2 separate regions of the Homo sapiens genome follow, and region 2 is linked to region 1. A link is a contact called in ENCODE Hi-C or POLR2A ChIA-PET data. All regions are on one chromosome and are shown on one strand. Each heading gives the region's core, a stretch centred on a gene start or an enhancer-like site at or near the end of the contact. The rest is flanking DNA. Distances are from core to core; before and after follow the strand shown. Region 1 holds the start of PGP (phosphoglycolate phosphatase). Region 2 holds the start of MMP25-AS1 (MMP25 antisense RNA 1).

Region 1 (5,314 bases), core at 2,539-5,038:
GAGGTTGCAGTGAGCCGAGATCGCGCCACTGCACTCCAGCTTGGGCAACAGAGCGAGACTCGGTCTCAAAACGAACAAAAAAAAAATACAAAAGTTAGCCAGGTGTGGTGACACACACCTATAATCCCAGCTACTAGGGAGGCTGAGGCAGGAGAATTGCTTGAACCTGGTGGGGCGGAGGTTGCAGTCAGCTGAGATGGCACCACTGCCCGCCAGCCTGGGTAACAAAGTGAGACCGTATCTCAAAAAGAAAAGGGCATCCTGATCAGGTGACCTCAGGCCCTGCTTTGCCCAGAGCCCAGGCCACTGGCAAGCATGGGAGTGGATAGACCCTTGGAAGGCAGAGAGGCCAGGCACAGGCAGCAAGACTAGACCCTCCCTTTCTCCAAACGGCCTCCTTTCCCATGCAGGCCTCAGCCTGGCTCAACAGAATAATGCCTGTGGACATTCCACAGCCAGACCCAAACAGGAACTACAAAATCCTTTTTTTTTTTTTTTTTGAGATCGAGTCTCACTCTGTCACCCAGGCTGGAGTGCAGTGGTGCAACCTTGGCTCACTGCAACCTCCGCCTCCTGGGTTCAAGCAATTCTGCCTCAGCCTCCCAAGCGTGTGCTACCACGCCCGGCTAATTTTGTATTTTTAGTAGAGATGGGGTTTCTCCATGTTAGTAAGGCTGGTCTCTAACTCCTGACCTCAGGTTATCTGCCCTCCTCGGCCTCCCAAAGTGCTGGGATTACAGGCGTGAGCCACCGCGCCTAGCGGGCTACTTATATTTTCTATTGCAATGTAAATTGATGCAACTCTGTTAAGGTGAAATAGTGTCTGTTCTCGTGCCACTGAAAGCCATCCCCAGGTCGGCTTGCAGTACAAGATCCTTACTTGGGGAGACACTGGGGCCATCCCCTCACAGATAGAGACTGAATGCCTCCTGTGTGGGGGGCACCCAAAGGGGTCCTCTAGCCCCAGATGCAGGGCCACATCACCCTGTTCCCAAAGTCAGTCCTCTCCTATAAAGCGCACTTTCCTCCCAGCCTCCGCCAGGACCTTCCCCACAAGTGACCATGCCTCCCCTCCTACCTGCACACATACAGGCATATTCTGAGGACGTTAAGCCGACCAGATGGGGCAGAGCTCAGCTTTGGGGTTGACTGAGTTTAATCCCAACTCAACCTTGTCCAGCCGGCGACTCTCGGTGGCTCAGTTTGGCCATCTATAAATGGAGATGTGAATAATCCCTGCCTCTCAGGCCTGTCCTGTGACTCTGAGGAGGTAATGCAGGGAAGGAGCGGTGCAGCGGCCTAGGTGCTCACAGAGTGCCCAGGAAGCCAAGGCAGCCGGGCAAGTGTGGGAGAAGATGGCCCATGGCTGGGTATCATCAACAGTTCCCATTCCAGCCGTTGTCTCAAATCAACTACCTGTTGCTCTGTGGTAAAAGCAGAGTGTGATTCTTGTCAAATCCAGTTCTGCTCAAAGTCAAAGTCATCTTTTTTTTTTTTTTTTTTTTTTTTGATAGGAGTCTTGCTCTGTTGCCCAGGCTGGAGTGCAGTGGTGCAATCTCGGCTCACTGCAGCCTCCGCCTCCCAGGTTCAAGCGATTCTCCTGCCTCATCCTCTCAAGTAGCTAAGATTACAGGCATGTGCCACCACATACGGCTAATTTTTGTACTTTTGGCAGAGATGGGGTTTCACCATATTGGCCAGGCTGGTCTCCAACTTCTGACCTCAGGTGATCTGCCCGCCTCGGCCTCCCAAAGGGCTGGGATCATAGGTGTGAGCCACAGCACCCAGCCAGGATGAATTTCACAAACATTATGTTAAACCGTAGAAGCAAGAGCCAGAAGCACATACCGTATAATCCCAAGTATAAAGCAGTCCGGAGGCTTGGTTGTGACTCTATGGTGATAGGAGTCAGAAAAGTAGTCAGCAATGTGCTATCTGCTATTGACTGGATAGGAACAAGAGGGAACTTCCTGGGGTGTTGGAAATACTTTATACTTTGGTCTGGGTTATGTTTACACAAGCATATACATATGTAAAAAAATCTGCTGGGTGCGGCAGCTCACGCCTGTAATCCTAGCCCTTTGGGAGGCCAAGACAGGAGGATCACTGGAGGCCAGGAGTTGGAGACCAGCCTGGCCAACATAGTGGGACTCCGTCTCTACAAAAAATTTAAATTAAAAAAAAAATTAGGCGTAGTGGCACACACCTCTGGTCCCAAATACTTTGGAGGCTTAGGTAGGAGCATCACATGAGCCTAGGAGGTCAAGGATACAGTGAGCTGTGATAAGGCTACAGTGAGCTGTGATCTAGCCACTCCACTCCAGCCTGGGGGACAGAGCAAGACCCTGTCGCAAAATATATATATACATGTAAAAATGTAAAACTTCCGGCCGGGCGCCATGGCTCACGCCTGTAATCCCAGCACTTTGGGAGACCAAGGTGGGCGGATCACGAGATCAAGAGATCAAGACCATCCTGGCTAACACGGTGAAACCCCGTCTCTACTAAAAAATACAAAAAAATTAGCCAGGCGTGGTGGCCGGCGCCTGTAGTCCCAGCTACTCAGGAGGCTGAGGCAGAAGAATGGCGTGAACCCGGGAGGCGGAGCTTGCAGTGAGCCGAGATCGCGCCACTGCACTCCAGCCTGGGCAACAGAGCAAGAGACTCCGTCTCAAAAAATAATAATTAAAAAAATAAAAGGCCGGGCGCGGTGGCTCACGCCTGTAATCCAAGCACTTTGGGAGGCCGAGGCGGGCGGATCACGAGGTCAGGAGATCGAGACCATCCTGGCTAACACGGAGAAACCCCGTCTCTACTAAAAATACAAAAAATTAGCCGGGCGTGGTGCCATGCGCCTGTAGTCCCAGCTACTCGGGAGGCTGAGGCAGGAGAATGGCGTGAACCCGGGAGGCGGAGCTTGCAGTGAGCCGAGATGGCGCCACCGCACTCCAGCCTGGGCGACAGAGCGAGACTCCGTCTCAAAAAGTAAATAAATAAGTAAATAAAATAATAATAAATGTAAAACTTCCATCGAGCTGCACGGTTTTCATGCCCTTTACTGTAATGTTTTGCCTCAATTAAATACCTAATAATTGATGACGATGACGGCGAGCAATCACTGAGTACCAGGTTCTAGACAGTGTCCTTAGACCCTAATCCCCCAGCCTGGTAATGGCTGGTTCGTGTTACCTCCAAGGAACCGGGAACGCGTTTTTGCAAAGGACTGAGGCGCGTACTCACGCCTGCCGGGGAAGGAGCCCCGGGCTGGCTCGCGGGACTGGCCGGTAAGCGACCCACGTGGTGGCCCCGTGTCCCGAGCGCGTCCACGGCACAGAGGCACGGGCACGGCCGACGAAGGTGCCCCGGCCCCCTCCCGCGGCGCTCCTGCGAGAGCCCCGCCCATGCCCGCGGGAGAGACCGGCCAATGGACAGCCGGCCTGGCCCGGGTCACTCCGTGAAGGGCCTCGTCACCTAGGCTGACCACTCGCTTCCAATGGGTGAGCGGCCCGCGGCAGCCCGGGAACAGCGGCCTTGCGCCTGCGCTGCTCTCCCCTCTGGCGCATTTCCGCAGCGAGCGCTTCACTCCGAATGCCGGTTGGAGCCCTGCCAGCCAATCACCGGGGCGTCCCAAGGCCGGTAGCCAATGATCGCCCCTCTCCCCGCGCCGGGCCTCACCGATTGGCGCTGAGCTCCCGCAGCCCGCGGGAGGCGGGGGCGGATTGGCGAAGGTGCAGGCCAATGGGCGGCGGGCGCGAGGCGCTGGGCCAATGAGCGCCCCGGGGGCGGGGAGGGCGCCGCGGCGGGCGGCTGCGAGGAGCGGCCGGCGGGCGGCGGCGGCCGGCGGGCGGCGATGGCGGCGGCGGAGGCCGGTGGCGACGACGCCCGCTGCGTGCGGCTGAGCGCCGAGCGGGCACAGGCGCTGCTGGCCGACGTGGACACGCTGCTGTTCGACTGCGACGGCGTGCTGTGGCGCGGGGAGACCGCCGTGCCTGGCGCGCCCGAGGCCCTGCGGGCGCTGCGAGCCCGCGGCAAGCGCCTGGGCTTCATCACCAACAACAGCAGCAAGACCCGCGCTGCCTACGCCGAGAAGCTGCGGCGCCTGGGCTTCGGCGGCCCCGCGGGGCCCGGCGCCAGCCTGGAGGTCTTCGGCACGGCCTACTGCACCGCGCTCTACCTGCGCCAGCGCCTGGCCGGCGCCCCCGCGCCCAAGGCCTACGTGCTGGGCAGCCCAGCCCTGGCCGCGGAGCTGGAGGCCGTGGGCGTCGCCAGCGTGGGCGTGGGGCCCGAGCCACTGCAGGGCGAGGGTCCCGGCGACTGGCTGCACGCGCCGCTGGAGCCCGACGTGCGCGCGGTGGTGGTGGGCTTTGACCCGCACTTCAGCTACATGAAGCTCACCAAGGCCCTGCGCTACCTGCAGCAGCCCGGCTGCCTGCTCGTGGGCACCAACATGGACAACCGGCTTCCGCTTGAGAACGGCCGCTTCATCGCGGGTCCGTGCGCCCTGGGGCGGGAGGCTGGGGGGCGGGCGGCGGGCCCCCTCCCTGCCCTTTGACCCGGTCCCCTGTGCCCCGCAGGTACCGGGTGTCTGGTCCGAGCCGTGGAGATGGCCGCCCAGCGCCAGGCCGACATCATCGGGAAGCCCAGCCGCTTCATTTTCGACTGCGTGTCCCAGGAATACGGCATCAACCCCGAGCGCACCGTCATGGTGGGAGACCGCCTGGACACAGACATCCTCCTAGGCGCCACCTGTGGCCTGAAGACCATCCTGACCCTCACCGGAGTCTCCACTCTAGGGGATGTGAAGAATAATCAGGAAAGTGACTGCGTGTCTAAGAAGAAAATGGTCCCTGACTTCTATGTTGACAGCATAGCCGACCTTTTGCCTGCCCTTCAAGGTTAAAGATTGAGTGTCTTTAATCTGCAGAATAAAAAAAAAGAAATTGAAAACCAGTTACCCAAATTAATAGGTGGGGCTTAAGCATCTGCTCGGCTAAGTGGCTTCAAAGAGTGTAATTGGAGTTAAGCAAAGGCATTCATTGTTAACCTTGTAAGTACACGTTTGGGGGACGATTTTGTTTACAGATGCTTGTAATCGAAGATGCACTTTTAGGCTTGGAAGGCGTTGTGGGCTGGGTTCTGGGCCTTGGGTGGGGTTGGCAGGGGCAGGCTCTGCACCTGTCCGGGATTCAGGTAACCAGGGCCTGCCGATGGGACTGAGGCGGGTCTAGGGGTGTGTGTCCTGTATTTTATTGAAAAACTCATTCAGGGATCCAGCCCCTCAGGGGGCAGAGGGACTGATTATTCTGACTGTTGG
Region 2 (5,314 bases), core at 1-2,500, 840 kb before region 1:
TTCCTGGCAGCCCAGAATTCCCAGGTAACTGACCAAAGTCTCCTGCCTTCTGTCCTCATGCTGATCTGTTTGTATGAGCAACTGGGGCAACCCCTCGCATGGTTGCTGGGACAGCCGCCCACAGCCTCAGCTCCAGGAAGCACTAGGGGGTCACTGAGGCTGGACAGCAACTTAGGAAGTGGCCCCTAAGTGACTCTACCCATGGGGTTCAGGCCATCGGTGTGGCCTGAACATATTGGTCCTGGGGTGGAGGAACACTGCAGAGCCACAGAAATGCCACGAAACAGCCAGCTACTGCCCCCCACAATCCCCGCGACTAGTTAAAATGCAGATTCCTGACCCCACCCTGAGTGAGGATTCAGGGTGAGTGTGGGATCTGCAAACTTAAATTTCCCAGTGATTCTGATGTGGGATAGTCTAGAAGAATAGTTCCAGAGGCAATCATTTAGATCCTAAAACTGTGGGGAGTGGGGACAGGGTGAACGAGGTGCCCCCAGGTTCCACCCACCCCTCACTCTAGAGCTAAGGCCTCCCAGGAGGGAGTGCTGAGGAGGCAATGACCAGGCCTGAGCCAGGGTTCGGTCCCTGTCTTTCCACCAGCGTTGAGTTGATGGGAGTCAAGCTGTTCTCTCCAGGGTGCAAGCAGGGAAGGGGTTCTTGGGGATAGAAGGGTTCCCCATTGAATGGAAGGCAGTTCTGGGCCCAGGGAGGTGCCCAAGTTGGGTGGCCTGGGGAGGAGGAGGTGGGTGGCGGGGGAGCAACGGAAAAGGTTAACAGCCTGGAGAGCAAGGGTCGTCCCTCCAGCCACTGATTCCACCACCCAGGACGTGGCGCATGGGTCCTCAGGGGTGATATCTGGGCTGGTTCCGGGTCTGGGTCCCAGGTCCCCACCAGTGTGGCAGTGACTGTAGGGGGGCCTTGTGGGAGCAGAACGGGGTGAGAAACTGCGGGTGGGAGAGGGGCAAGGCACAGCTTCGCAGTCAGGCCTGTCCTCTAACGACCCAGGAATGCCAGACGCAGTGGCCAGGCGGGGCGGGGCTGCGGAGAGTCCCAGGACTGCGCTCCGAGAAAAGCTGGCTCTTCCTGGAAAAGGAAGGTCCTGCGGGGCCAGCGCGCGACCGGGGCTGCCGTCCCTCCGGGTGAGGCCGCGGGCCCGCCCCTTGTCCTCCCCGCCCCTCCCCGGGCTCGGGAGGCGGGGTCCGACCGCCCCCTGGCGGCAGCCGGGAGGGAACGACGGGGGCGACGACCGACGCATGGTCCCAGCGCGCGTGCGCCCCTGAAGGCGGGTTCCGGTGGCAGCGCCGGGGTCTCAGACCCTGAGGAGACTGAGCCCAGCGCCAGGCGACCGGTCCCCGCCGCCGCCGCCCCTGCGCGGGAGATCCCCCCTGCTTAGTCCGCGCCCGAGCCCCCGTCCGTGGGAACAGACAAGGGGCCTCCGCAGCGCCTCACAACCCCCGACCAGGTCCAGCGGCGGGGGACTCGGCCGTGGAGGGCGCTGTTCGGTCTGGATGGCTCCCCCCATCAGCGGGAGGCTACACCCCCCACCAGCAGGGGCAAGAGGAGCAGCGGGATGGGAGCAGGCCAACGTCCTGCGGCCTGGTTGAGCTCGCACTGACAATCGCAGGTTTCGGACACGGGGGTCGCTTTGGGGGGCCTGGGGGCGCGGGGACCAGAGCTCGGGGCGGGGCAGTCCAGCCAGTTGGGCCCCATGGGCTGGGGGGCGTCCGGCTCGGTCTTGATGCTGTTCTTGGGGAAGCGCCAGTAGTGGGCGCCCTTGAAGAAGTAGGTGTCACCTGGAGGAGCAGAGCTTGAGTCCCGGTCCCTCCCCGCCCCGCCGCTCCCTGATGCCCAAGGACCCCCATCCCCGCAGGGTGGCCTCCATGTCCCCATTCCCCACATCCCTCTCCCCACCCCCAGGCCCAGTAACCCGCAGGTCACCGCGCTCCCCACCTGCGTTGCTGACGGTGACATCGTCAGGGGAGGGGGGCGCGCCTTCCCAGAGGCTCAGGTCGCGAGGGTAGCCGGGGTCCGGGCGCGCCGCCGCCTCGTCGTAGCGCCAGTACTGCCGGCCGCGGACCAGGTAGGTCTTCCCGTTCTGTGGCCACGAGAACACGGCGTCCACCTCCTCTCCCGGGGGCAGCCCCAGCTCCGTGAGCGGCCGCGCCCCGCCCTCCAGCTGCCGGTCCTGGAACACCCAGAACTGGGGCCCTGCAGGGTGGAGGCCGGGAGGTCAGGGGTGGGCTCCCCGCGCCGGCCCCAGCGCGCCCCGCCGCCGGCCCCACTCACCGCTAAAGAGGAGGATTCGGCCGTCTCGGTGCCGAGCATAGGCGGCCTGCACCACCCTCACCTGGGCGGGCAGCCCCTCCCAGAAGCGGTGCAGCCGTGCGGGTCGCGGGGACACCAGCTGTCCGGAGGGCTGGAGGCGCCAGAACCAGGGGCCTGCAGGGGACAAAGGGGTTCGCAGGAAGGCATGAGACAGCAGGAGGTCTCCTCCCCCAGGGTGTGTGGCTGGGTGGGGAGGGGTCCCATCTGGAAATCAAGGGCGCAATGGATCTAGGGTGACCAGCCCATCCTGGCCCGCCTGAGACTTTTCCCTTTTTAGCGCTAAAAGTGCCAGGGCCTTGCCTGGTGGCTCAGACCTGTAATGCCAGCACATTGGGAGGCTGACACCGGAGAATCACCTGAGCCAGGAGATTGAGCCCAGCCTGGGCAATATAGTGAGACTCCATCTCTACAAAATAATAAAATAAATTACTAGCAAGGCGTGGTGGCATGTGCCTGTGGTCCCAGCTACCAGGGAGGCTGAGGTGGGAGGATCGCTTGAGCCCAGTATTTTGAGGCTGCAGTGAGCCATGATCACACCACTGCACTGCGGCCCAGGCAACAAAGCAAGACCCTGTCTCAAAGAAGAAAAAAGTTCCGCTTCCAGGGTAAGCCCACAGCCCCAGTGGGTCACTGGAAGTGGGCAGGAAACCAACATATATGAGGCCAAGTGAAATGACTCACCTTTGAAGAAGAAAGTTTCCCCTCGGATGTTGGCGATGGCGTCAAAATTGCCCTCACATCGATCAGGGATGGGGAAGGATGGGCTGGGGAGGAAAGGAGAGGTGAGTAGAGAGGGGGGTTTGTTTTCTCCAAGGCAGGGACCCCCACCATCCCCATCTCAGAGGACACTGAGGCTGGGCAGCTGGTCACCCAAGGTCTCCGAGTTGGTGGGGGACTCACCTGTGTGTGGGCGAGGCCGGGGGCTGGGGCGGAGGAGCCAGGGGTTTCCTTGTGGGCTTGTCATATGGGGTTTGGGGCGCCTTCCCTGTGAGGAAAGAGTCAGGCAGGTGTGCGTCCCCTGGCCCTGCTGCAGAGGACACTGGATGGGGCAATGATGGTTTCGCGGCAGGTCCCTCTCCCCCTACCATAGAGTTGCTGCAGGCCATCGCGGTCATCCTGAGACAGGCGGTACTTGTCAGGGTCGCCCACCGGACCCTGGTAGAAGGGCCTCATAATGGAGTTGGGGGCTGAGGAGTGGCCCAGGCCCAGGGCGTGGCCAAACTCATGGACAGCCACGGCAAACAGGTCGGTCCCCTCGCCGTCTGCAGGAGAAAGTGGGTGAGAGCTGCGGCCGCCCCTGCTTGGGGAAAGGGGCCACAGGAAGGCCCTGCGAGTGCAGCTGGGGCCAACAGGAACAGCAGGACACCCTCCAGAGGTGGCCCCAGCCTCCTCTGCCCAGCCCTTCCTGAACTCTCCATCATCCCTGTCTCCAGTCACTCAGTCAGCATGGCTGTGATGGACACTGGACCACAGGGCTGAAAAGATCCAGAGAACACACAGAGGAATAGGCCACCTTACACACCGATGGGGCCCCTCCTCTGGGAAGGGAGCACTTTGTGCACAGAAGTTTGAGGGGGAGGAGCTGGGTGTGGTGGCTCATGCCTGTAAACCCAGCACTTTTGGAGTCCCAGGTGGGAGGATCGCTTGAGCCCAAGAGTTCAAGACTGGCCTGGACAACATAAGGAGATCCCCATCTCTACAAAAAAATTTTAAAAATTGGCCAGGAGTGGTGGCGCATGCCTGTGGTCCCAGCTACTCAGGTCCCAGGCTGAGGCAGGGAGGCAGGAGAATCGCTGGAGCCCGGGAGGTGGAGGCTGCAGTGACGCATGACCATGTCATTGCACTCCAGCCTGGAGGACAGAATAAGGCCCCGTCTCAAAAAAAGTAAAAAGAAAAAAAAAGAAAAAGAAAATAAAAGAAACTTAAGAGGGCGGTGGGGTGAGGGCAGGAGCCTACAAGGTGCGTGCCATTCTCTTCAGGCAGCCCCAGCCCTGGGAGCATCCCCTCCTCCCAGCTACAGTCTATAGTCAGCGACCCCCACCCGTCTCCCCCTTGCCACCCCCATCTGCTGGGGATGTAGGTCCATGTCCTTGACCCAAGACCTTCCCTCATTCCTGCCCCCATCCCTCCTCAAGCCATATCCCTTACATCCCTTGAGTCCTCCATCCCCCCTCCCCCATCTCCCTGTTCACAGCCTCTGCCCCTCCTCTCCCTACCCTGTACCACCCCCACCCCAGGTCTTCCTCCATCTCCTTGGGAACACAGAGCTCCTCTAGCAGGCACTCTCAGAACACAGCCTGCCGGCCCCAGCACCCGGCCTTGCTCCCAGCCTCTTCCCTCTGTATTCAGCTCAGGCGCTCAGGACTGCCAGGACCCAGAGGATTCACACGCCAGCCCCGGCTGAAGCCCAGCTCCTCATCAACCGGTGAGCCGCCTGCCAGCTCCTGCTCCAGCTGCTGAGAGGCCTGAAGAGACCAAGACAGAGACACAGCCCCGCAGCACCACAGGGAGGCCCCAGTTACCCCATGCGGATGAGTTTCATGGCCATCTCTAACTAAGGTCAGCACTGTTCAGGGCAGGTTCATAGGTAACGACCTGGTGAACTGAAAAGCAAATTTCTCTCGGTCCCTAAAGCCACTCGCTGAGCGTCTAAGCATGAAACGTGAGACCTAAGAGGGGTAGCAAACACGTTTTCGTTCACTTCTCACCAAACCTGTCTCCTATGCCCATTTTACAGAGGAGGAAACTGAGGCACAGAGACTTCAAGGTAGATGGCCAGGTACCCTGGCTCTGCCAGCCTGCCTTTCAGCAGGGGCTTCAATGGTCTTGCTCAAATCACATCCGCACTGACGAATTTCCCTGTCGACTGTAGGTTCTCTTGTTGCTCTGAGTCCTTTTTCTGAGAAACTGGGGGTAGTTTGGTGTTTCAATCAGGGCGATATCTTTCATCTCTCACCTTCTTCCCTGCCTTGTCTCTCCTTGGCCATAC

What was found. A loop is a pair of places that touch in the nucleus more often than their neighbours do. ChIA-PET counts read pairs that join two places held with the same protein, here RNA polymerase II (POLR2A). Pooled maps may share reads with other maps.
Region 2: a loop to region 1 is called in a pooled map, with 5 times the contacts of the local background. The contact joins the promoter of MMP25-AS1 here to the promoter of PGP in region 1. A Hi-C loop is called at or near these places in 1 of 50 pooled maps. POLR2A ChIA-PET finds 5 or more read pairs at or near these places in 2 of 52 experiments (CD4-positive, alpha-beta T cell and SK-N-SH).

The regions. Positions count from the first base shown.
Region 1 is chr16:2,213,314-2,218,627 of GRCh38, reverse strand. It overlaps PGP (phosphoglycolate phosphatase), which reads left to right and starts at 3,788. Exons shown (of 2, transcript NM_001042371.3): 1 at 3,788-4,490; 2 at 4,575-5,314. The coding sequence starts at 3,851. The coding sequence ends at 4,900. RefSeq lists enhancers at 3,386-3,680, 4,702-4,831, 5,253-5,314 and silencers at 3,212-3,871, 4,212-4,261.
Region 2 is chr16:3,055,306-3,060,619 of GRCh38, reverse strand. MMP25-AS1 (MMP25 antisense RNA 1) reads left to right here and starts at 1,250. Exons shown (of 5, transcript NR_123723.1): 1 at 1,250-1,624; 2 at 1,918-2,080; 3 at 4,675-4,884. It overlaps MMP25 (matrix metallopeptidase 25), which reads right to left. Exons shown (of 10, transcript NM_022468.5): 5 at 3,411-3,587; 6 at 3,226-3,310; 7 at 3,007-3,089; 8 at 2,287-2,439; 9 at 1,951-2,208; 10 at 1-1,793. The coding sequence ends at 1,522. It overlaps LOC124900372 (sialidase-like), which reads left to right and starts at 1,250. Exons shown (of 3, transcript XM_047435000.1): 1 at 1,250-1,624; 2 at 4,675-4,884. RefSeq lists an enhancer at 107-1,012 and silencers at 1,051-1,520, 1,981-2,030, 2,171-2,300, 2,331-2,380.